Regions from separate parts of the Mus musculus genome. Here all the other regions are linked to region 2. The links are chromatin loops, found by intact Hi-C in ENCODE. Cell type or tissue: heart. All regions are shown on one strand.

The links. A loop is a pair of places that touch in the nucleus more often than their neighbours do. Peaks named below come from ENCODE experiments on the same cell type or tissue, not always from the same donor. Only the 100,000 strongest peaks of a DNase experiment are listed, where the experiment ranks them.
Region 1: it touches region 2 in a loop (3-fold over the local background); 2 of 42 quality-filtered maps call a loop at or near these places.
Region 3: a loop joins it to region 2, with 4 times the contacts of the local background. A loop is called at or near these places in 4 of 42 quality-filtered maps.

Annotation. Positions count from the first base shown.
Region 1 is chr14:32,675,136-32,683,135 of GRCm38, reverse strand. All of the region lies in intron 1 of 3425401B19Rik (RIKEN cDNA 3425401B19 gene), which reads left to right. Among named protein-coding and RNA genes, the nearest start is that of 3425401B19Rik, 6.1 kb to the left of the region's middle. In heart, a CTCF peak has its summit at 3,740; no DNase peak of the experiment used is centred here; H3K4me3 peaks cover 608 bases; H3K27ac peaks cover 1,247 bases; H3K27me3 peaks cover 466 bases.
Region 2 is chr14:32,956,618-32,964,617 of GRCm38, reverse strand. Wdfy4 (WD repeat and FYVE domain containing 4) reads left to right here. Exons shown (of 59, transcript NM_001146022.2): 57 at 1-79; 58 at 3,765-3,876; 59 at 4,614-5,071. The coding sequence ends at 4,680. Among named protein-coding and RNA genes, the nearest start is that of Lrrc18, 31 kb to the left of the region's middle. In heart, a CTCF peak has its summit at 3,912 (motif pointing right); DNase peaks (open chromatin) are centred at 3,907 and 7,917; H3K27ac peaks cover 2,590 bases; H3K27me3 peaks cover 151 bases.
Region 3 is chr14:33,028,747-33,036,746 of GRCm38, reverse strand. It overlaps Wdfy4 (WD repeat and FYVE domain containing 4), which reads left to right. Exons shown (of 59, transcript NM_001146022.2): 41 at 7,652-7,800. Among named protein-coding and RNA genes, the nearest start is that of Lrrc18, 41 kb to the right of the region's middle. In heart, a CTCF peak has its summit at 3,112; no DNase peak of the experiment used is centred here; H3K27me3 peaks cover 18 bases.

The DNA.
Region 1 (8,000 bases), 280 kb after region 2:
GCTGGTGTTCCTCAGTGAGATCCAAGCAGGCTAGAGTGTGTCTTGACTTTGTTTCTGTTGGTAGATTTAACCCCATTTTACCAAATCTAACCAGTCCATAGCCCTGGTGAGCCCATGGATTTTTGTTTGTTTGTTGTTCTTGCTTGTTGTTTTTAAAACATAAACCAGTCCTGAACTCAGAATCCTCTGCCTTTAACCTCCAAAGTGCCAGGTTCCGAGGGTATAGGAGTATGGCGCCGTGCCCTGCCCATCTTGGGTTTCATTTAGTTAGCGGAGAAAACTCCAAGGGCTCTTGGCCTATGGTTGATTCCCAGGGGCTTGCATGACAGGAGCTGATGGGAGTGGCTGGAGGGGGAGCCAAGGGATCAATGGAGGACAGAGATCAGGCCCCACCAGGGAACTCGTGGAGTACATGCCAGTGCTGAGCACATCACACAGTGAGCCGCAGTATCCGCGTGAACGTAGCTGTATATGGGACTAGTACAGTATGGGGAGTGCACAGCCTCCTGGAGTCAGGGGAAGGCAGAGCATGCTCTTGACTTGAGAACCAGCCTCCGGTGGCGGATGGATCTGCAGTGGAGCAAAACGTGTTCTGATCTGGGCCTGAGTAAGCCGACCTTAGAGGGATCTGACAGCAGAAGAGTTTGAAGAACCCAACAAGCATCAGTGCTTCTCTCAGGACTTGGGAGAGTGTTCTCGCGCCGCCCTCTGAGGTCCGGCTCAGACAGGATGTGAGAAAAGGGCACATCCAGGATGGGCTCCCAGACAAGATTCCCAGGGTTCACGCTCAGCTCCAGTGGGAGCTGCCGACGATATACTGCAGTCGGTTGTGGTGGTGGTTTTTGTTGTTGTTGTTGTCTTTGGTTTTGGGGTTTGGTTTGGTTGGGGGCGGGGGTTGTTTGTTTGTTTTGTTTTTCTTTGAGAGGTCCCTTTCTTCTGGAACTGCACGGCGAGGTGGAGAGACAGATAACACCTTGGCCATTTCCCATCTTAAAGCCTTTGCCCAAAGGAAGGCAGGAGTGCTGGGCCTCGTCAATGCATCTAGGAGCAGGGTTCCCAAATCTCATCAGATCTTTCCCCAGCCTCTCTGCCATGACTGGAAGCTGCTCTCACAGCTGGTACTGCCTAGCCTCACCTTGGAGGGGCAAGTGACATTGGAGCAGCCCCTTAGCTGGCTGTCCTGAGACTACCAGGCCACATGCAGCAATGTGTTTTGGGGTGGAGGTGGGGGGGGGGGGTCAAAACCTTGGCACTGGCAGCTCTAACAAGCGAGGCCTGGGCCCCTGTCCTCAATGGGCCATTGGCAGCTCTAACAAGCGAGGCCTGGGCCCCTGTCCTCAATGGGCCATTGGCAGCTCTAACAAGCAAGGCCTGGCCCCCTGTCCTCAATGGGCCAACTAAAGAAACAAGTTCTGGTGAATAGAAGAGATTTAGTCAAATGTGGCCACATTGAAAAGAGGAACAAAGAGGCCCGGTGATCCTCAAAGCCATATTTAGGAATTCTGACATGAAGTTTAAGTTTAAACATTATGTGCATGCCCAGCTAGCTCTGTCAGTAGAACAAGAGACTCCTAAGTTTAGAGAAGAGGTTTAAAACCATTGACTGGTCATTGTTGCTCTGTCCTCTAAGACAGTCTAAGTTGTCATAACTGTGTAAAATCTCCCTGAGAGACCAGATCTTTCTCTGACTGGCACTAGATTTCTGGGGGAAAATATCAACCCCCTAGGAACCTTTGTTTCAACATTCTGATAGCCAAGAAAGGGCAGAAGTGTCTTTCTCTTTAGAATATCTTTGTTCCTGCCTGAATCATTACAGCACACACACATACACACACACTCACACGCACACACACACACCCACCAGTCTGCCTTCGTCTGACTCTCACAGGAGGTAGAGCCCAAATACTGCAGAAGACAAAGGTCAGAGCTCAAATACACAAGGCTACACCCAGTCCTCAGTTTCCACACCACAACTTCCATTCAGTGGAGCTAGCTACATGTTCCCAACAGACAAGACCTTAGTATGTCTGGGTTTATTGTTGAGGTCACTCAGCATCGTAAGTCTTGGGATCCCCTTCATAGAGGCAGACATTGAGGCTTAGAGAGGTTAAAAAACTTGCCCAAGGATGCACAGCTAACAAGGGATGGAAGAACCCGACCAGAGCAGGCCAGCGGAAGAAGCCTATTCAAGACCAAGAGACGCCTCTGAAGTCTTGCTCAGCCCCAGGCCAGTGGAGGAGATCTCTGTCTCTGCTGTCCTGATCCATTAGAGTCAGGGTTAAGTGTAGACCTGAACTTGAGATATACACCCAGGCCACATTGCATCCTGTGGTGAGAATCCCTGTGTACTGAATCCTCTCTTCATACAAATCTATTGGTGCTCTTTGCTTTCTACCTGTTCTTTTCACAGTCTCTCGGGGGGTTGAGGGCTGCTGCAATTGATTGGGCAGAGGTCAGGGTGGTGAGGTGGACTGGCCGGGTAACTCATCAAGTGCTCACAGGCCTGGGAGGCAGAAGTACTGGTCAGACAGAGCTGTAGGCCTGAAGTTTGATCTCTACCGCCTGGCCATGACCTTAAGGGAGTTCTTCAACCTCTCTGAGTCTCAATTTCTCCATCTAAAACTTTTCAGTACCAAGCCTACCTAGCCTGCTAATTGGAACTCCAAACAAGGTCATATATACAAAGTGTACGGTGAAGATCAGGAGTTAGACAGACAAGTCCAAGGACAGATGGCCAGGAGGTCCCTTAGAGTGCTGGTGCTCTCCATTTCCCAGGGGAGGCAATTGTCCTCTGAGAGGGCAGGGAAGACTCTCTGGTACCCTCTCTGCTTCGCTGAAGAGGCAGTGCTTGGGCCAACTTCTCTACCCAACCTGGCAGACTCTGGGTTCTTCCAGGGGTCCCGCTCTTCCTTGTCTGGGCTGGAGAGGGGATGGTTGCTAGGTAGTAAGCTATTCCTAACATAGCCACATCCTCTCCTGAGGCTGAGAAAGCATCCCCATCTGCATCAGCAAATGCCTGCCGAAAAATGGCGCCAAGGTAACCAAGGTCTGAGGCATGGGACCCCCTCTGTACAGTCTCTACAGAGTCAAAAGTGGTTCCCATGGGTGCCAGGGTGCTGGGGGGTGCCAGCACCAAATGAGTCTTAGACAAACAGAAGTTAGTCCAAATTCTGTTGTGTTCTTAAACTATAATCCCTTAAGGGAGTGTTATTGTCTATACAAGATGCTAGAGAGTTGCAGAGTCTTTGAATCTCATGTTTTGGGGCCTGGTGGGCAGGCAGGTGCAGAGAAGAAGACATCCTGTGGTCAGAGGTCCTAAAATCAGCTCCTGAGAGACTCAAGTGTGAAATCATAGCACAGGGCTACGAGGGGCGCTACAGCGCTGAGAAGGTGCTAAGCTGTGCAGGCGTCCTAGAAGGTTCTGGAAACTTTCACATGCATGATACATGTGGTGGGAGCCCCTCCCCCTCAGCAGTGCCAAGTCCAAAGCCCACACCAACAGGTACTAAGCCACTCTAGGCTCCACATTCCTTCTTCGTAAACTACCCCGTACAGTTGTTGTGCTAAATAACAATCACTATTGATGATATTTGGTGCCATGTAGGGTTAACCTTATGTTAGGTGAAAGTGAGAATGTCTCTCATCCATTCACTCATTCCTTTAACAAGTAAATGTCTTGCTCCTGTGCTAGGCACGTTCTCTATGGGGACTGTGAGCACGCAAGCACACAACCTTGCCCACAGGCTGCCACCAGGGGAAGTCTGCCTTTTCTCTGTGAAGCATATCTGACCTTGTCAGTTATAGGGTTGGGACCTCAGGTTTCCAGTCCCCATTCAGATAAAAATTGGTATAAACAGAGGTGGTTTGTACAGTCCCTATTTCACAATGACAGATAAGAGACATGTGCAGAATGATGTTATCATAGAACCAGGCTTCTGGCTCTTGCCAGTGGCCCAGAACTGCCTCTGCAGCTCCTTTTCAACACTGATTCCTGCGTTCTGAGTCCAGGGTAGATGCCCGTGGAGAAGGTGGAAGGGAATTATAGATAAACGTAGAGTGTATACGTGAACAGGGTCAGATGTCACCTACCCCCAGGGGACTTTGGTCTGCAGTGGCTAAGTCAAGAAGCCCTGCTAGGAATGCCTCCACAGGGCACCCAGCATCAGCTCCACAACACAGGAGAAGACTGAGGCTCTAAGACAGTAACTCTCAACCTTCCTAATGCTGCAGCCCTTTAATGAAGTTTCTCATGTTGTGGTGACCCTCCCCTCAACCATAAAATCATTTTTCATAACTGCAATCTTGCTACTATGACAAGTTGTAATAGAAACATCTGTGTCTTCTGATGATTTTAGTCGGCAAAACACCAGAGGGGTCGGGACCCACAGGTTGAGAACCTTGGTCTAAGACTTGCAGTCCTTTTGTCATGGTTATATTGTTAAGCAGCCTTGCTAGGCTCACACCAAGATCCCACGTAAAAGCCTGTACTGGTGGACCCCACATGTCTTAGAAGTGGTGTGGCCCTCCTCTGGTGGCATCCCTGGCATCAGGCATGCAGTTTGGGTGATTGGCAAAGTGATCATGTCCTCTTTGGGAAGTACAGATTGATCAGGACTCGTCCCCATTGTGACAAAAGCGCAAGGAAGGGGGTCACAGACAGTCCAGAGGCCTTCTGCTCTGCCTCTGATGTAAGGGAATGGAGGTCCCTGCAGCTTGGCATCTGCACCTGCAGAGGTGTGGAGCTGGGAGCATCACCAACAGGAGGCCGATGCCATGAACTTCTTCCTAATGCAGCAGGAATATAGAAACTTGGCTCTGGCCAAGTCTACCAGGCACCCAGAGGACTGACATCTCGTGCTGCCCTGTCTGAGGCAGGCAAGCCCGGTGCGAGAGAGTGCAGCTGCTCGCTGGAGGGCAAGCTCGTGTGAGTGAGACTCCACTCAAAAGCATGCGCAGCTGGAGCCTGCTGGGGCCCAGAAGTATTCCCGATTCCCTTGCACCTTGCGAAGCTTGCTGTGCACACCTGGTCCCAGCTCTGCTTTGGGGACATCGGGCTGCCATCAGGAAATGAGCCAGTCTACAAATCAGCACATAGAACCTAGAGAACAAATGGATAATGCTGCCATGGTCATCAGGGATCCAGGGTAGAAGCTGAAAGGAGACAGGCTGCAGGGGACCCTTCCATCCCAGCCTAGCTCTCCCCCTCCTTCCCCCTAACCTCTCATTTCTCTTGAGACTGGGTCCTTCCTTGGGTCTCTGTTGCCTGGAATCGGTGTCCTCAAGTCCTGGGTACACGATCTACAGACTCAGCTCCAGGTCTAGGCCTGGGAAACTGGTCCCTCTAGACACTAATCTGGCAACCCAGGCAGAATGAACTTCACGCAGCTGAGCTGTGTGATGGAAATGACTCTGCCCTCCCCCCCCCCCAGGCTATCCCCACCAACAGGCCTGAGGCAGCCGTAGAAACAACACAAGTATAGCCAGTGCCCGTGTGTGGCAAGTTCTAGTCAACTGCTGTCTTCATCCAAGATCCCGGCAGTCGGTTGGGTGCTTTCCTGCTGCAGGGCTGAGAGACCCACTTATGTGTGATTGCACCTAGTGAAAGATTCAAAGGTAAGCCAAGCCAGTGCTGCCACTGGAACCTGGTACCAACACTGTGAGGAGCCTATACTCCACTAGAGCCCTGTCACTTGGAGAGTCCCTGGCTTTCACCACCTAGCTCCTAGCTTGAGGGTTACTCAAATCAGGTCAGGCCTCGAATACTATCATGAGTTTTCTTTCTGTTGTTATAATAAACACCATGATTAAAAGTGACTTAGGGAGGAAAGGCTTTGTGTCATCTTATAGTTCTCGGGCCACTCTCCATCACTGGGAGATGCCAGGGCAGGAACTCATGGAACTCAGGAGCCAAGAGGCAGGAGCTGAAGCACAGGGGGTGTGACTTACTGGCTTGCTCCTTGTGGCTTACGTAGCCTACTTTTTTTATACAACTAAGGACCATCTGCTAGGGGTGATACTGCCTACCCTCCCTCATAAATCATTCTTCAAGCCAATTTGATGAACTGAGGTTCTCTCTTCCCAGATGACTCTAACTTGTGTCTAGTTTACAAAACACCAACCAGCATAGGTTTAAAAAAAAAAGTCAGATACAATAACTCTTCTACAAACCAATGCTGTGTGTTTACACACATGCTTGACAACCTCAGAGAGAGAGAGAGAGACTAATGCCACCCAAAGTACAAAGCAACCCATACCAAGATTCCCAGTTCCACAGGGAAAGGACTCTGGTCTCAGATCAGCCCTGTCCAGACTGTATCTCCAGCACCAGATATGGAGCATTATCGTACGTACTCTTCCAGCACTGACGGCTGCATGAATGAAAGGGCTTGAGGTGCCACTCACAAGAGCCTTTTCTCAGCACAGCCTACATCTCTGATTTTGAAAAGTTGAAAGGGATGACAGGGACACATCCATCAGACCTCAGGCTGAAAGCAGAGGAAAGTCACCATAGCACCAGAGAGAGGGACCCAAGGCTATAAAGTTAAGGTATAGTTCAGATCCAGGACTCTGGAGCCTTAAGCAAGGGTCAGGCAATGACTCTGGAAGCTTTCCCCAGTGTAAGTTGAAGAGGAAACCTGCTGAATTCTACCAGTGACTCAGCCAATATACGTATATAGAAGTGTGTCCCAAGCCTCCCACCCTGTGTATGCCCTGCTTCTCTCCACCTTCCCCCAACTCCTAAAGGAGCCCACACATTTGGCCATTTCATCGTTTTCTGGTATAGACTGGATGTTTGTGCCCCCCAAAACTTATATGTTGAAGCACTAATTCCACACAGGCTAGTGTTTAGAGGCTGGCCTGTGAGGGATAATTTAGTTAGAGGGTAGAGTCCTTACGAGTACCTTTAAAAGAGAAGACCAGAAAGACACCACCACCATGTATAGATAGATTAAGAGGATATCCATTCACAACCAGGAATAGAGCCTCACCTGCCGCAGACCCTCTGGGTTCCTTGTCTGCATGGAATGACTCTCTGGAGCAGGTGGGCAAGGCGTCGGCTGGAACTGACAGACAGACCCAACACAAGGGAGTGTGGATCTGAATGTAATTTTTCAAATTGAGCATCAAACTTTTTATAGAGAAGAAAATAGGGAAGTTGGGTGACACATCGGCAAGGTACAAGGAGGTTACTGGATTCTTACACAAAACAAAGGAATACAAATATGGAATAACTGGCAGGAACCAACTGGGGTAAAACTCAATGTTAACTACTGGGATCAAAAACAGCTCCACCTAAGGTCCACTTAATCTTAGAAGTCAGGGGCAAGGGCTTCGTGCCCTTGCCATAGTTCCTACTCTAGTCTATTGTATAGTCCACCTTCCCCCTAGGCCATTGTAAATACTTGTTTGTGTATGGGTGTAACTCAGCTACCTATAGTTCTAAGTATCTACTCTGGTTCCTTTTTAGGTCACAAACTTCCTTCTTCCTAGATAATGGTAAATTTCTGTGTAGGGCAGTGACTTAGCTATCCATGCCCAAGGTTGGATCAAGGACTGCCTAGAAACTAACTTAGCTATATGTCAAAATATCAATCCTCAAGGAGCACTTGTAATAAAGCAATGTTAAGGGAAAGCACACAGATCCGTTTACCAACTAAAGCAAGGACATTGGAGCATTCTTTATGTATATTCAGTATGCCATGATTCCAGAAGACTGTTTCTGTGAACTTTTTGCCTCGGGACAGTGCCCAGGTTTTCGGGGCCTTTCGTGCTTGTCACTACTGGAGTGGATACAGCACTCACCAAATCACATGTGTTCATCAACTTCAGCCTGAACTTCCCAGACATAAGAGCGTCAGTGTTGGTACTTAAACCACCCATATGGTATTTCTGCTCTAAAAGCCAAGCCAACTAGGACCATCCCCTCCAGAAGTATAAAGCATAGACAAGGACCTCTAAAGCCGCAGGGCTGACAGGCATTGCACAGAGAATGCAAGAGC
Region 2 (8,000 bases):
AAGACAGAGGACGTGAAGATGCCTGTTCCCAGGCAGGCAGTGATGGAGGAGCCCTCCACGGAGCCCCTAAGCCCCAGAGGTACCTGCTTGGAGATCTTGACTCATGTTGCCCTCCTGTACGCCTCTCCCCCTGCCTCGGCACCAGGGCTGCAGCCCCACATGGTGCATCAGAGTGCAGGGAAGTGCTGCCAAGCTCGAGGACTACACACATTACTTTTGATTTTTGTGATACCATACCTGCTTGGCAGAAACAACTCCGGGACAGAAAGGTTTATTTGAGCTCATGGTTTCAGGCATTCTCACTGGGGGGTAAAGCATGGTGGCATTTGTGGCATTGGAATGTGAAATGGCAGTGTTCCCATGCAGCGGAGGAGAGAGACCAGGACTGGTGCTGGGTGTGACACTGACAGACAACACGTTTCTTCCAAACAGTCCCCACCTCTTTAGTGCTTTCAAAACGGTCCCATGGGCTGGAGTCAGAGCATTCTCCGCATGAGCCTAGGAGAGACATTTCAGATCCAGGCCATGACGGGGTGGGGGGGGGGGCATCAGAGAATAGTTTGTGTCCTGCAAGGACTGGGGGTACTAGGAAGCAGTATGTGAAGCTCTGTTGAGTCCTCTGCTGGACTCTGCAGTCTCTATTGGACCAGTGGACTAGGATATGGTGGGTGTCAGGGGCCCCAGGGCTTAGTGGGTATATATATCCACATGTTCTCCTTTGATGTTCTCTGATGGTCCTGGAAGCCACAACCCAGCACCTGAGTACTGCTGGTTAATTATCTAGACAGCCAACCTGTAAGCAGAAGAAAGGTGCCATACGCCCAGTGAGGAGGAGGCAGACCTATCATGCCTCAGATGCCCCAATAGCCCTCATTATGCCTCATTTCAGTTCAGCCAGAGGCTTAGTATAAATGTTCTTTCCTGCCCTGGGACTCAGACCAACCAACTGAAAAAGCTCAGAGTTCCTGGGCTGGATGTGTCACACACATTCCCAGGTGATATGCACAAAAAACAAGAGAGCACTATTCTATGGCAGAACCCTCTTCTCATGTGACAGGTGAGACTGAAGTGCAAAACCCATCTGCCGTCTCCACCACCAAGGCTATCACAGGGGGACAATGTCCTAAAGCATGAGACACTCTGCCAAAAACCCTTCCATGTGTCCTCTCCTTTCTGACTGCAGTGCTGAACAGGAGATTATAGCAAGGTGCCCAACTTAGAGATAAGGAAACCAAGGCACAGAGAGGCTCAGTAACTTGCCCAAAGTCATCCAAAGATTGCCACCATGTCCACTTCTGCCACTAAAGCAGCGGTGGTGATGCTGACTTCAAACAGGATCACACAGTCGCCCTCACCAGCCCCTCTGCTACAAAGGCAGGCAAAGCCCTCATCATCAAAACGACACCACTGCACCTCTAGCTACTCAGTTATCCCTTCCACCATCCCTGTCTTCACTGCAAACATCCTTCCTGCTCAGCCCCAACTTCAGAAGATTATGGTCCAGCACCAAGCTGTCTCTCTTGTTGACCCATGAAGGAAGAAGTGCTTTACTATATTTGGAGAGTCCCCAAATCTGCCAAGAGTTCCTGTTACTGCCCACAGGAGGGGACTTTTTCCAACCTCAGGGGGATACTTTGGGCATGGTGGTCATTTTCAATTAGTTTACCTCTGTTGCATTTTTTGTGCCTCCCTGATTCATGCAGACATTCATTGTGAGTTCTCCCGAGAAAACAGACAGAACTTGCTGGGGCTCCACTGTGTCCTACATTCAACTGATACCCAAAATCCCTTCCTTTAGCACTTCTAGGAATTTGTCATAATCTGGGTTGAGTCAGAGCATAAACATCAAAAGACCAAGAACTGTGTTCAGCTCAGTGTCCTGGTCCCTCCGGTGCTTGAGGCCATGAGGAGTCATCTCATGATGAGTGTGAGAGAGAGCACATAGCTATGTGTGCTGGAACTGGACACTTCTTTTGAGAGCAGCAATCACATACCCTCAATCCTGTTTCTGTCCCATGGGAGGAGCCAGCTCAGGAATCCTTTTCCCTTGACTATTTGTGAAACAAGTCACAGATGTGACACTGAATGTCATCTTAGTCTCAAGATCACCTGCCCCCTTCATATTCCTAAAGTATGAACTCATCCCAGCTCACAGACTCTCAGCACGGGGACAATGGGCCCCCAGCTTCTGTTTGGCTCAAACAGAAGTAGTCACGTGGTCTGAAGAACTGGAAGGGGACCAGGCTGTAGACCCAACTCCATTCCACAGCTGCTGTGGTCCTGTTTCTTTTCTGCTAGCTAAGAATATTCCCTGTGATTCCAATCTTGTAGAATACAGGGCATCGAGAAACGACGGACAGATAAGAATCCACTCCACAGAATTCATTCCTCGGATTCCAAAAAAAAAATTCTCCTTTGTGAACACAGCGATGTTGACGTTAGGGAAATTACAAGATCGTTTCTAGCTGACAGGAAGTCTCAGGACCCTCATCCTTCCTCTGCTGTCTGTTCTGACCTGAGGTCACTGCTGCCCTGCAGAATCGACAGCAAGTAGGCTTTCCGGATTGGGGTCACCGATAGGATTAAAAGACAAAGTAGTGCACAAATAGTTAAAAAAAAATCTGATAGAATCTCTGTTAAAGTCAACGAATCTTAGAGCAGATTTATGAACGTAACCCACTGGAGGGCTCTAAGGAAGCCTGATGCCCTCGTCACAATGCTCAAAACCGTTTTGTTGGAAAGGGATCAGAATTACATGTGTCATGTGAATATTTGCATATGTGTCCTATTGGTGTGTATGTTATTGCACACCCTCAATGTCTCCAGGGGCAAGGAAGGAGATCTGTAAACATACCGAGGATATGCATTGTGGGCAGCTGTAATCTAATTTCTGCCTGGAACTCATTTATTCATCATCTGTGGGAAGAACTAGCCCACCGGAGCACGGTTGCTTGGGAAAACGGCCCCTAGTCTCCGACTTAGGAAGGGAGTGGTGTTAGGACTTGTGCTAGGATTTCCAAGTGTCTGTCTCCATCCATGGACAGCACTCTTGACTCAGATCCTATGTGTTCCCTGTTGCACTGGGTCTTCCCCACCCAGAGGAGGCCATTTCAGCAAGGCTGGGGCGGGGATACAACAGCAGTCAGGTCCCGAGATGATGAAGTGCTCTCACTGGGCCATGCCCACTTGCTGTCTCTCCATCTCACCCTTCACATCGAAGGAATGACTGTCTGTCTCTAAATGCAGTCATTAGAATGAGTGAGGTAACAATCATTGAGTTATATTTTTTTTTTGAGAAAATTCTCTCAGCATTTAATTATTGGTTGGGTGTGAGAGGATTTAGCTAAGTTGATAATGCAGACTTTATGTAATTTATTTTTACTAGGCAATTACAGGCAGCATTACACCCTGGCAGCAAGGTATTGTGGGGCATCTTATTAAGCATAAAGCCAGTAAACACTGATGAACAATTTTGCTGAACTAGGCATGCAATTTAGAAAGCAATAATACACAAATCCAATTTGGTACACAATGGATACCACGGCACGTCAGCACATGTAACTATCACAGCCTGCAAATTAAATTGGGACGGCCCTTTTTTGCAACAGCACAGGCCAAGATTAAATATATTTTCCCCCTCAATTTAACAAGTTGCTGACCACAAATATAAATGTTTGTATCTGTGTGGTCCTACGTATTGGGTGCACAGGCTTTGTGCATGCAGCCGCCAATGCTCTAACTTTCCTCTCTCACACTTTCCACAGGTCACAAGTGGGCCAAGAATCTTGCCCTGAGCCGAGAGCTGGATGTCAGTGTTGCTCTGAGTGGCAAGCCCAGCAAGGCAAGTCCTGCTGTGACAGCTCTGGCCATCACTAGGTAAGAGCAGCCCATGAGCCGAGGAACTTTCTCCAGGACTCCAGCAGAGGGCGCTACAGCCAACCTAGCCAAGTCCCAACATTTCCAGCTGGGTTCTCAATGATCAGACCCAGGGAGATCACATCACTACAGGGACCCAGGCAGGCCCATCTTGTTGCTAATCCCCATGTGCTCTTCTTGATCCCTATGTCACGAGTATGCATAGATTCACAAAGAGACGCAAATGGTAGAGAACTATAATTTGTAGGTTTGTCTTAAAGAGGTCCTTTTGTCCTGAATCCCACTAGTGATGCTAACATGCTCAGGATGACCGTGGTACATGGGGGGGGGGGGCAGGGGGAATGCCTTATGAAGTCTCTTAGCCAATGCAGAGTAGTCTCAAAGTTGACCCTGGGCTATTATTTTAGCTGTCATGGTGATCCAGCTAATTCTTCCAAGGGGTTGCAGTCCCAAGAGCAACTGACTTTCCACTCTTTCTTCACTCCCTGGCCTGCAGTAGCCTTCTGCAGTGCCTGGTGTAGGAAGTGCACAGTGTTCTGGATGCCAGGCTGGCCTACATGGGGTGGTGTGGGGGCGGGGCAGCAGGAGAAGCATGGGCCTATGCTCTTCCCTGGAGCTCATGCTGATTGCTCTGCCTGGGCTGGGGATGCATCCTGTGATTTCCCGAGTGCTGGCTGGGGTGTGTGGCTCTGATGCAGTGGCCTCCAGCACTCTTACCTTTTCTTGATCTTCCCAAGGAACCAGAGCAAGCTCTTGGTTGGCGATGAGAAGGGGCGAATCTTCTGCTGGTCTGCTGATGGGTAGGAGACAAGGAGCTGGAGGGACCGACCTGAAAGCCTGGAGCCCTGGGGTCGGCAGCAACAGGCTACAGGCACAAGATGATGTGTAGCCTGGGCTGCTTAACCAGAGCAAGTTTTGGGGGGGCTCCACTCCACACAGTTCTCAAGGAGTCCCTGATGGTTTGCACCGTGTACCCTAAACATGTCTGTAGTCTATGGGACTTCTGTAAGAAGGATCTTGGTAGACACTGATGCTGGAAACTGACGCTGCATGGGAAATTTCTACGTGGCTCACTTCACCAAGGCTTATTGCACTGGGAAAAGAAGAGGGGGTGGGTATTGGTTCATGGAAACCACCCCACTGTCTTTATTTTATTAAAACTCCATTTTCCTAATGGAAGGCTGCTTGAGCGTTACCTTGTCTGGTTTCATCTGAATTCTTACACGTCAGCAAGGCTCCTGGGAGTGAGAGGAGTTGCCGGGCAGACTGTTGCTCACCACAGGCCATACATGTGACTGCCACCTGGCAGGAGTGTCAGGTAGAACAATACACCAGGCCTGGGCATCCCTCCCTCAACTTTACCTCAACAAAAGCAGGTAGCGGTTTCCAGTCAGGCCCTGTCTTGGTCATCTTGTCCGTCTTTTCACTGTGCCCCTCATGCTGATTTGAGCCGTTGCTCATCTTGGAGAAATAGGGATTGAGTAAATCCCTCAGCCTTCCTCAGTCCTTTTCCTGACATTTCCCCCATAGGGCCCAAGTAGGGGTATGGCACCTCATGTTTCTCTAAGCCCGGAGAGGCTCTGGTGGCTGTCTGTCCTCCGGGCTTAGGGGTGGTAGGAAAATGAACTTGGTGTCTGATGGCTCTGAGTCATCCCACCATTAAGGAGTAGTAAGTCGACCTAAAGATAAATATTAAGGAAGGAGCAGCAGTGTGTGGACACGGAAACAGCAAAAGAGCACGGCCGGCCATCCTGATGTATCTGTAAACTTCTAGGGTTCAGCATAGAGGAAGCTGGGGGAGGGGCCTATTCCTTGGTCCAGGACAGCCTCCCCGGATGGGAAGGGCTCTCGTCTGACCCTGGGATCAAGGATCATGCCACTTCCCACATCATCTGCATGCACTATTAGCAGACAGTCCATTTGCAATCCCTTGTCCGGCTGGGTCTGCACGGAGGGCTATAAATATAACAGCAGAGAATACTGCTCCTTAGGAAGGCCAAGAGGCATGCCATAAATATCAGGGCTGGGCCTGCAGGCATTTTTCAAAACACAATCTTTAGCATTTATACAGAGTCGAAAGGTATGCTGGCCAAAAGTCTGCCTTCAGTCCACTCATTCTGTAAGAGTTTTAGCTTCTATTCACCCCCTATCAAATAGTTCTGGGATTTGCCAGCCTAGCCTCAACCTGCTCCTGCTGGGTCTGAACTACAAGAGGAGACAAGCTTGGGTCTTCATGCTAGAGTCTTAGGGCTAAGGTGTCGATGCAAACAAGGGAGACTCGAGGTGATAAGAAACGATATCCCATACTATAGAGTAGGCACAGGCGACCTTCTAGCTGCAGTTAGCTCAGGGGTGTAAAAGTACCCCATGCTGGGTAGTTTAAGTGACAGAAATGATTTCATAATTCTGGGGGCTAGAAGTCAAAAGCCAGGGTGCAGACAGGTTCATTTCCTTCTGGGCCTCTCTGACTTGTAGAAGGCACTTTCTCCTGTATCCTGCATCCTTGTGTGGCCTTCCCTCTGCCTGTCTGGACCCTACTATCTTCTTAGAATGACACCAGTTCTAATGGATACTAATCCATCAGTATCCCTTGCGAAGGCTCTGGGCGTGTCAGGCTGCAGGAAAGAAGAGCCAATGGACCAAAGTGGAAGCTATTGCCTTTATCCAGGGGCTGGAGGCTGATGAAGGGCAGTGTGAGTGAGAGCAAGGATCAGAGATGGCCCTCCTTAGGGAGCAGCTCCCCAAGAGTCAGCTAGGCAAGGATTGTGTGGCAGAGCTCAGAGCTGATGGTCCCAGGAGTGACAAGCTGGAGTCCAAACAAACACCCTCCATGTGTGGAGGAAGTTAGAGGAGAACTGTGTGGGGGTGTCATGTGTGCAGGATAGAATGTGGCCAGGGAAAGATGGATACCATGGAATTGATGGAGGTACTGTGAGGATGGGGAGGAGCTGCAGGAAGATAGGGTACTGTGGAGGAGAATGGGACAAGATGGGAGAACTGGCCACTGCTGTGGATCTGGGAAGATTTGGTGGCACCTGGCAATGGGGTCTTGGATGCATGTTACCTGCAGGAGGAAAACTGCTTCATACTGATCCAGAGGAGGACACAGATGTCCCTGAACCCTGGAAGATGAGTCTGGGTTGCAGACTCCTGAGGCATCGGCAGTAGATCATCCTGGGGTGAGGTGGGGGACTAGAGAAGACAGAGCAGAGCTGGGGTGAGGTCGAGAGGCCCTGATCCAGTAGAGGCTAAGGCCAGGCATTTGTGGCAGCTTTAGCAGGAGGTTCTTGCTGACCTAAGTGACCTCAGTCATTCAGTCACATGGTACTAGGCACCCTGGTCTGATGGAGGGGAGACAGGGCAGATGCCTGGGGAGGATGAGAGAGAGAGAGCTGATTTGGTATCACAGCCACAACTGAAGTCTGTCAAAGCAGGAGCATCAGCTACTGGGGACAAGGAGAGACAATTATCCAGATCCCTGCTGCCTTGCCGAGGTCTGAGCAGGGTCCATGAAAAGCCTGTAGGCACAGATGGTACCTGAGACAGAGCTGGAAATACTCCATTAAGTGAGTAGGTGACGGGTCTGGGACCATTCACTACTAGCGTCTCTACTTCCTGCCAACCGCAGCTTGTTTCTGCATCTGTAAAACAGGACCCCGGTGTCTGTCTTTGGACTTGTCACGAGATTGAAATAGTGTTCAGTGTATAATAAAATGATAGAATATAGAGTAAGGCACATTCTGTGATATATGACTTATCATAAATACAATGAAATGCTTGGGGAAGGAGCCAGCTCAGGCTGACATCCATGGCACGCTGCAAGCTTTCACTTTATAATGTGTCCATCCGTTCACTCACTAGTGTGTCTTGTTGAGCCAGCCCCTGTGCTGGAGCTCTGTGACAAGGCTGGGAAGAGGGGCAGGAGGCAGGGAGCAACAGGGGTGAGGATAGCACGTAGACTTGCTCCCCACACTACATCTGAGGCCACTGCAGAAGTGCGCACTGGATTGTGCCGCTTCTGAAGCACGCTGGGATGGGAGCCAGGCTCTCAGCAGTCCTGGCACTGTACACGGGAGGCCTCCTCTTCAAACATGAGGAAACATGACAGAATGGAATGAAGAGGC
Region 3 (8,000 bases), 72 kb before region 2:
ATGCATAGTCTCCAGGACATAGTTCCTGCTCTGTTGTGGCCTTAGCTCTGATCTATAATGACCTCATCCCCGGTCTACCAGAGTCTTATCACTGAAATTGGACTTTTGGCTACTTTATTGGATTCTTTTATCCACCTCCTCCCAAACTTTATCCCATCCTTCCGACCCCCCCAGGCAGGAGAGAAAGGTTGGAGAGGAAAGAGGGTGTTGATCTTGTCAGACTACTTCCTGCTGATTAGGGGCATTGAGTTTTTGGAGGCAAGACTGGTCTTTGTTGTCAGGATATCTCCAACCAGCAACCAGCAATCCAGCAAGCAGCAAACAGCACAGTGAGGAGCAGCAACGTCTGCCTCTCAGGGCCCGGGCATTTATATACCCTGTGAAGAGTCCCCAGAATTTCAAACGTGAACTATCTTCAGCTGGCAAAATGCCAGTGCACAAGACTAATATCATAGTCAGATGTTGGGGACAATAGGAAGTAGCCCCGTATCCCACACCTGGGATTAAAAACAAAAACATATTCCCCTAACAGACCTGGGTTTTGTTACGTTATGGGAAACGAATATTCTCATTACACACCATGGCCTCGGGCTCAGCATACTCTGACTTTATCTCTAGTCTGCCATGCCTGATCACTAGTGTATGGCGACCTTATTTCCGCTCATTCATGGTCTTATCCCTCATCCTCTGTGATGTTGCTTGGTCTACCATTGCTTTTGTCAAACGTGGAACTAGAGTTTGAGGTGGGATGTGTGGGTCTGGGGACTTCAGAATATGAACACACTCAAGCAAATATAAAGTTTGCCCCTGTCTTCACAGTACACCAGACCTCCCACATTTTCCAAATTTCCTAGAACAGGACATGGCAATGTAATCATGTTTGCATCTCAGAGTCTCCTTCTCCCCCCGCCCCCAATATCCTTTATTCTTATTCCTAGAGACCCCAGGGCATAAATTCCTTCTAGTGAACCTGGTGGTCTGTCTCTGCTGAGACCTTTGGAGTTGCAGAATCTATCCAAGACCCAGGGCTGTCACAGCCCTGGGACTCCGGGTGGCTTCAGCGGAACTCATTTCCTTGTGTGATCAACTGAGCCCTTGCTGCCTCCAGCAATACCTGGGACGGTAATTATTCTGTTACTCAGCGCTGCCTTTGCACCATTGATTAATGATTCCCAGAACTACAGCACATTTCTCTGCAAACAGCTCCATTTGCTGTTTGTGTGGTGGATTTAATGCATGTTAATTGTGGGCCCGTCAGTCACTCCATGCTGGGGGTAGTATGTCATACCCTCCCATGAAACTTCTGGATCCATCCAGGCTTAGAACTCCATTCCAGTGTTAGATTCTCTCTGCTGTTTGTTATTATCTTTGATTCCATGGCAAATTAAACAACTGAATTCTTTTTGCCTACAAACTGAATGCCAAATGCGACTTGGACTGTGATAGCCAGATCAAAGGGAGAAGTTTTTGCTCTGGACAGCATCGCTCACAAGCTCTTCCCAGGTGTTTTTAACGAAAGCTGCTTGCAGGAGGCTAACGAGGGTATTAACATTGTTGTTTCTGAACTGCCTGTTTGAGTGAATCACTAGGACTTGATAAAAAGCACAGCTGTCTACATCATCCCTGATAAATGCCTTCGAGGCCCTCTGCAACATACCTTTTATACAAAGTGATCCTTGAGTTGACCTATAACTTGCCTTCCTCATTTTTGTACATGCATAAGCTCATATATATGCATGCATACATATGTGCACATGTATGCATGTGCATGGCTGGCCCTTTTCCTAATTATACAGAAGTGCTTCTTTCACACACATATTTAACTATGTATGTATGTATGTATGTATGTATGTATGTATGTATATATGTATGTATGTATGTTAACCCTAATCCAGCCTTGGGATTACCTCTTTGTGACCTAGTCTCTCCCATGCAGCCTATGCTAGACATAGGCTTCACTGCACTTTCAAATGCCTGTCCTTTCCCATCTTAGCTGTACAGCGGCCTTGGTTAGACCATAAACCTCTTGAAGGCATGATTCCATTCCCTCTGTTTCTCCAGTGAGTGGGGCATTTGCTAATACTGCTGTGCAAGATTGAATGAATGAAGGAACCAATAGACAGGTGTATTCCAAGCAATACCCTTAGATCACATGAAACAGCTTTGCTCTCTGCCTAGTTGGTGTCCTTGGCTCACCTTCTTAACGAGTGTTCTTCATATCATCTACACCAGCATCTCCTAGGTGTGGTCTCAGAATGCTACTTCTAAGCCCCAACTCTGCACCTGCTAGAATGAAACTTTTAGAAAGTGGTCTGGGAGGATGAGGTTTGTGCAGCAGCCTTTAGGACTCAATGTTCTGCTGTTTCCAGGACATATCTCTTAGTTAGCTTTTTGTCACTGTTTCAAAACACTTGGGAAAAACAACTTTTAAAAAAAAGATTTACTTTAGTTTACATTTAGTAGAGGTGTTGGCTCTGCTGCATTCGGTTTGAGCTAAGGGAGAATATCATGGTGGCTGAAACACGTGGCAGGGATTGGTTGCTCACTGGTGACCAGGAAACACACACACACACACACACACACACACACACACACACACACAGAGAGAGAGAGAGAGAGAGAGAGAGAGAGAGAGAGAGAGAGAGCAGCCAGGCAAAGGAAAGGCCCAAAGTGACTCACTTTCTCCAACTAGAGCTCAGATCTCAGTAAGGCGTAAAATGACAAGTTCATCCGTGGATTAATACATTGATTAATTAGGCTAGATCCCTCATCATCCAGTCCCCTGACCATTATCCCATCAGCCAGCTGACCACCGAGCCTTAACACGGAGCCTTTGTAGTATTGCAATCTCAGCAGACCCTCAAATCCAGGTTTATAACACTCAGAGATCCTTGCTAGATACACTGTGGGTGAATTGCTAATACATATCCTCATTGACTGCGGGGGTGAGCGCTGTGCTTTGAACCATCTTTGGGATTTGTGGTATGTTTCACATTACACTGGAGTAGGCAAACAGTGTCAAAGTCACTGTCTTTCCACCTGGTCCCCAGAGCCTGCAGAGAGAGGAGGGAGGCTTGGCTTCATTGCTTCTGTGGAAATGGCACAGGTAGGCAGGCAGGGGGCGTTCCTGCTCCTTGTCTGGGAGAGAGTTCTTAAAGAGACCCAGCGCTGCTCTTCTTTGCCTTGCTGCTGCGTTGAGGCACTCAAACTTAGTGGAACCTATTGCTTTAGGATTCTTTGCTCTCATTCCTAGTGTGACTGAAGCTCAAGGTAATTGTGGTCCACTTAGAAAAAGTAGAGAGTTTTCTGGGGAACGAACCCAATTATGATTTTGGTAGCCTGTCCCTTTTTGGTAGTTTTAATTTAGTTTTTCTCAGCAATATTTTTGAAAATTAAGTATATAATTAAACCCTCATAACCTCAGAGGCTGTCAATAGATTCTACCACCTGTGAAGCAAATAAAATAAAATAAAATAAAGCATTGTGTCTGAACTGAGCTCTTGTTCTTGCAGACTCCAATCTGTCCATTCTTCCCTAGACAACACAGTATAGCGGTGTAGACAGTGCTGGCATGATATTAAGTATTATAAATCATCTAAAGATGATTTAAAGCAATAGGAGAGACAGAAGGGACTGGAGTATCTGTGAAATTTGGTGACAGTGGACACAGGTTCTAGAAGTGTCCCCAAGGATATCAAGGGATGATTGTCCCTGAACTGTTCGCTAGTCCTAATAGCATGAACTGAGGGCCCAGGAAAGAGTTACATTGTTCACCTGAAACAGAAGAGAGAAAATAGACGTGGGCCTCTCCAATGATGGCTGCTTCCACTGACCCGTCTGGGCCTCAGCCTTTCCATCTACACACTTTAGTGCCGCACAAGATTATAGACTAGTTATGCTACCGACAGCTTCCCTTGCCCTTCCTAGACACATCACTGAGATCTGGCTTTGGGGCCATGTGTTCTTACAAGCTGACACTCCGTGACTCCGGTTGTTGTTGTCCCTCGTGTTTTATCTCCAGCCTCTCCGGCTTTCCAGACAACCTGTTGGTCACCACCATCCGCAGATGGAGGGATATTTACTTTCTTAGTTATCCACCCACTGGGAATGACCATACATCATCTAGCAGGTCTTTAAAAAGTTCTCCTGGAGAAGCAAAAGTTCCCCTTGTCTGAAGTGATCGATAGCATCAAGGCATGAGGGATTTCTTAGTCATGAGTAAACACGGATGGAGCCCTCTCAGGGCTCATTTAAATGGAAGAGCAGGTAATAGTTCACTTGGGCTCGTTTTCTAGATTTTAAAATGCCATTTCTTTTCTAGCAGAATCAATTTTTAAGCTATTAACCCAGCTCTCTTTAGACATTTTTCTTGTGGTTTGGTTTATTCTGGTTGTTACTTAAGCCTCCCAAAGGGAAGCATCAGATCAGACTGTGGCATGTGAGCCAAAGCCCCGCTGCCGGAACTGTGGAGGGTTTAATGGGGATGGCATCGAGGGAAGGGGAGATGTTCTAGGGGTGCCTATGCCAGGGCTGGTGCTGTGGCTTCAGGTGTCACCTTATGAACTTGGGGATGGGACCTCCAAATTTTACCTGTAAAAGATACAGGGAAAAAAAATAGTTGAAGCAGCCTGGCATAACTCTAGGTTATCAGTCTGTATTGTGATACTATACTAAAGGACTTGAAGCTTAGTGCTTTATGAAGAAAAGAGATTTCTTTAGGTTTATGAGTCTGAATGGCTGGAGGCTCGTATGCGGTGATTATCTTCTAAATGACAGAGTCTCAGGGTGACACAGGGCATCATGTAAGATAAAGGGAGTATGTGTGAATGTGTGTCTTTCTTCTGATATTCTTTTAAGGAAAACACCCAGTCTTAGAGGCTTCACCCTGATGATATTCTTTATATACTACTATACTACATATTATAAGTATACAATAAATATACCACACATGCGAGGGAATCCAAAAGGCCCTCCTTTATACCCTCTTACCTCACAATGGGCATTAGACTGAGTTCTTGGAAAATATAGTCAAACTGGATTCAAGTTGTAGCACCTTCCTAACAACGGTGGCAAGGCATAAATTTAGTGCTGATTTACAAGGGAGCAATTGGCAATAGCTATGGGAATTTAAAACATCCTCACCCCGAACCTCCAGTCTTGTTAATAGAACTTTATTCCTCTGCTGTACCCACCAATTCACAATGAGTTTGGCAGCTCTGGTATGCCAAATATTTGAAAGCAATTTAATCTATAAAAGATTGGTCAAATATCCTGCAACATAGTAAAAATCAGACAAGTCTACAGGAGGTCATTAGGAAGGGGCCCTGCAGTGGGCTGCAGACTAGCTGTAACAAGGTAACTGTGTGAAACATGGCACTTATGTAAAGACAGAAAAGTGTAAAGAAAGCCCAGAGGGGCTTGCATTCAGAAGGCCTTTGTGAGGCAGCCAGACATCCCCTGATTCCTAGCCTGGTTCCCCTCTAATCTTTGTAAACTCACTGTAAGATGAAACATCCCCAAACCTCATTGCACCGAATCCACCAAACTAAACCACTGGGTCCATTAAACTCCTGAATCCACCAAACCTAACCATTGAGTCCACCAAATAGCAAACTGATTGAATCTACGGTGAAGCCCTAACTGCCTTTTCCAAAGGCCTCATCAGCTCAGGCTGTTTGCAGGAACTGAACCTCAGCTCTGGCTTTGCTGATACAAACCACATTCAAACCACAGTGCTTGTGACCGTGGCTTACTTATCTAGTTCTAGAGATGGGGTTTATAGTGCAGCCTGGCTTCAAACAAGCCTTGCAACTAATCCTCCTGGTTTAGAATCCCAAGTACTGGGAATACAGACACATGTCACATTCAGCCTTTAGATCATTCCCCAACTTACACACACACCCCACAGACACACACATGCACACACCCACACACACACACACCACAGACACACACACCACAGACTCACACTCCACACACATATCACATCACTTACCCACCCCCCCAACACACACACTACACACTCACATACCGCACACTCATACCACACACACACTACACACATACTTGGGTCAATCTCACCCAGACACCCCTGCCCCTTCACACTTTAGTGCTGGCATTATAGGTGTGTGTCACCCTTGCCTTTCAGTTTTGCATTTGTAAGGATGGAAATACTTGGAGACAATATGGACGCTGGCCTTATTCTTAGTCCCTTTGGTTTTCATTCATTATTTATTCATTCTTGCTGGAATGTAAGTCATTGCATTGTCACAGGTCAGAATCCTTGGAAAGCAAGCTGGAATCTCCATGTGGCTATGCTCTCAGGGAGTATTTTGGAGTGGGGAAGTCAGAGCTGACCCAGGATGGTTGTAATGCAGAGCTAATCACACCCAAACAGTGGCTCTGAATTGAGGCAAAGGGGCTCTAGTCTCATGATTCATGTTGGCCTGTTGTTGAGGGCAACTTGTCACTGGCGCCCCGGGTGCTCTCTGTCAGTGAAGGAGTGTGGCCTGCGGTCCAGGAGCAAGGTTCTACATGGACAATGAACATTCAATACCCATGCTTGCCTTGGCTTTACAGAGACAGCAGTACCAATCTTACACTTGTTTTGAACATACCTTGGTTCTACTCCTGGCTCAGCTATTCATTGGCTATTACCTGGGCAAGTTTTTGTCCCCAGTAAAACTTGTCTTGATATGAACTGGGGAATGCTTTGTTTGTCGTGGAGCTTAACAGAAGAGAAACAACTTTGACATGCTTAGGAACCACAGCAGTGAGTCCCAAGTGGTACATCTACAAAACACTCCCCAGCATAAGGCTCAGGAAATGTGGCAGAAGAAGGGGGCAGAGAGATTGTAAGAGGCAGAGAATCAGGGAATTTGTTGTGGTATGTGTCTCCTAGGAAGGGCCAGAAGATACTCCTAGAAAGTTCACCAACATGATGACCTAAACATTATCCAACAAGGACAAGGACAATAGATGTGCTAATGGGGATAGGAGAAAGCAAACGAGGCTCAATCCTACACAAAGAACTGCTGGCAACTAAGGACTGCTGAGAACAGGAGAAATAGTCTCCTGTTGGAGCACACCAAGTGGTTATTCAATACCAAATTATCAGCCCTGAAAACATACTTAAAAGTAACATTACACAGACTGCATAATTACACAGGTTGTATTTAAAAATATGTATGCATAAATGTATGCATGCGCATGTGTGCATGTGAGTGTGTGTGTGTGTAAAACAATAATTAATAGCAATAGAAGTCTTGAATTTGAAAAAGAGTAAGGAGGGATATATCAGAGGATTTGGAGGGATGAAAGGGAAGGGAGAAATGGTGTAATGATACATATGTATATGTTAAATACATATATATATATATATATATATATATATATATATATATATATATATATATTAAATGACACCCAGATGGATTGATAAGAATGGTTGTGTCCATATGTAGATTAAAAACTACATGGGATGATGGTATCACTGTGCCACATGGGCTGTGGTTGAGATTGTGTAGCCTGCCATTCTTGCAAGCCACTACCACTGACAGTTCCAACTGTCCTGTGAGTTCTTCATAAAAATCACGGGCGTGGCGTGTTTCCCAGGCACGCGGTCTGACTTTGGCACCCTCTCTCCCTCCAGGTGTCACAGAAGGTCCCCATGGTGATTGTGCAGGGCCACCTGGTCTCAGAGGGGATCCTGCTCTTTGGCCAGCATCACTTCTACATCTGTGAGAACTTTACTCTGTCTCCTACAGGCGATGTCTACTGCACCCACCACTGCTTATCCAAGTGAGTTCTCCACTTCCCCCAGCAGATTCCCCCAAGCCCTGCCTACTTCTGGTTTCCTCTTCTCCCCTTCCTACTGGTTATCATAGGCTTAGAGCCATGGAATAAAATAGATGACTCTCCAAAGACAGCCTATGGGCTGGGTAGCAACATGGCAGCCCTGTATGTCTCCCCTGCCAGGCCATGTGTCTTAGTACTTGAGG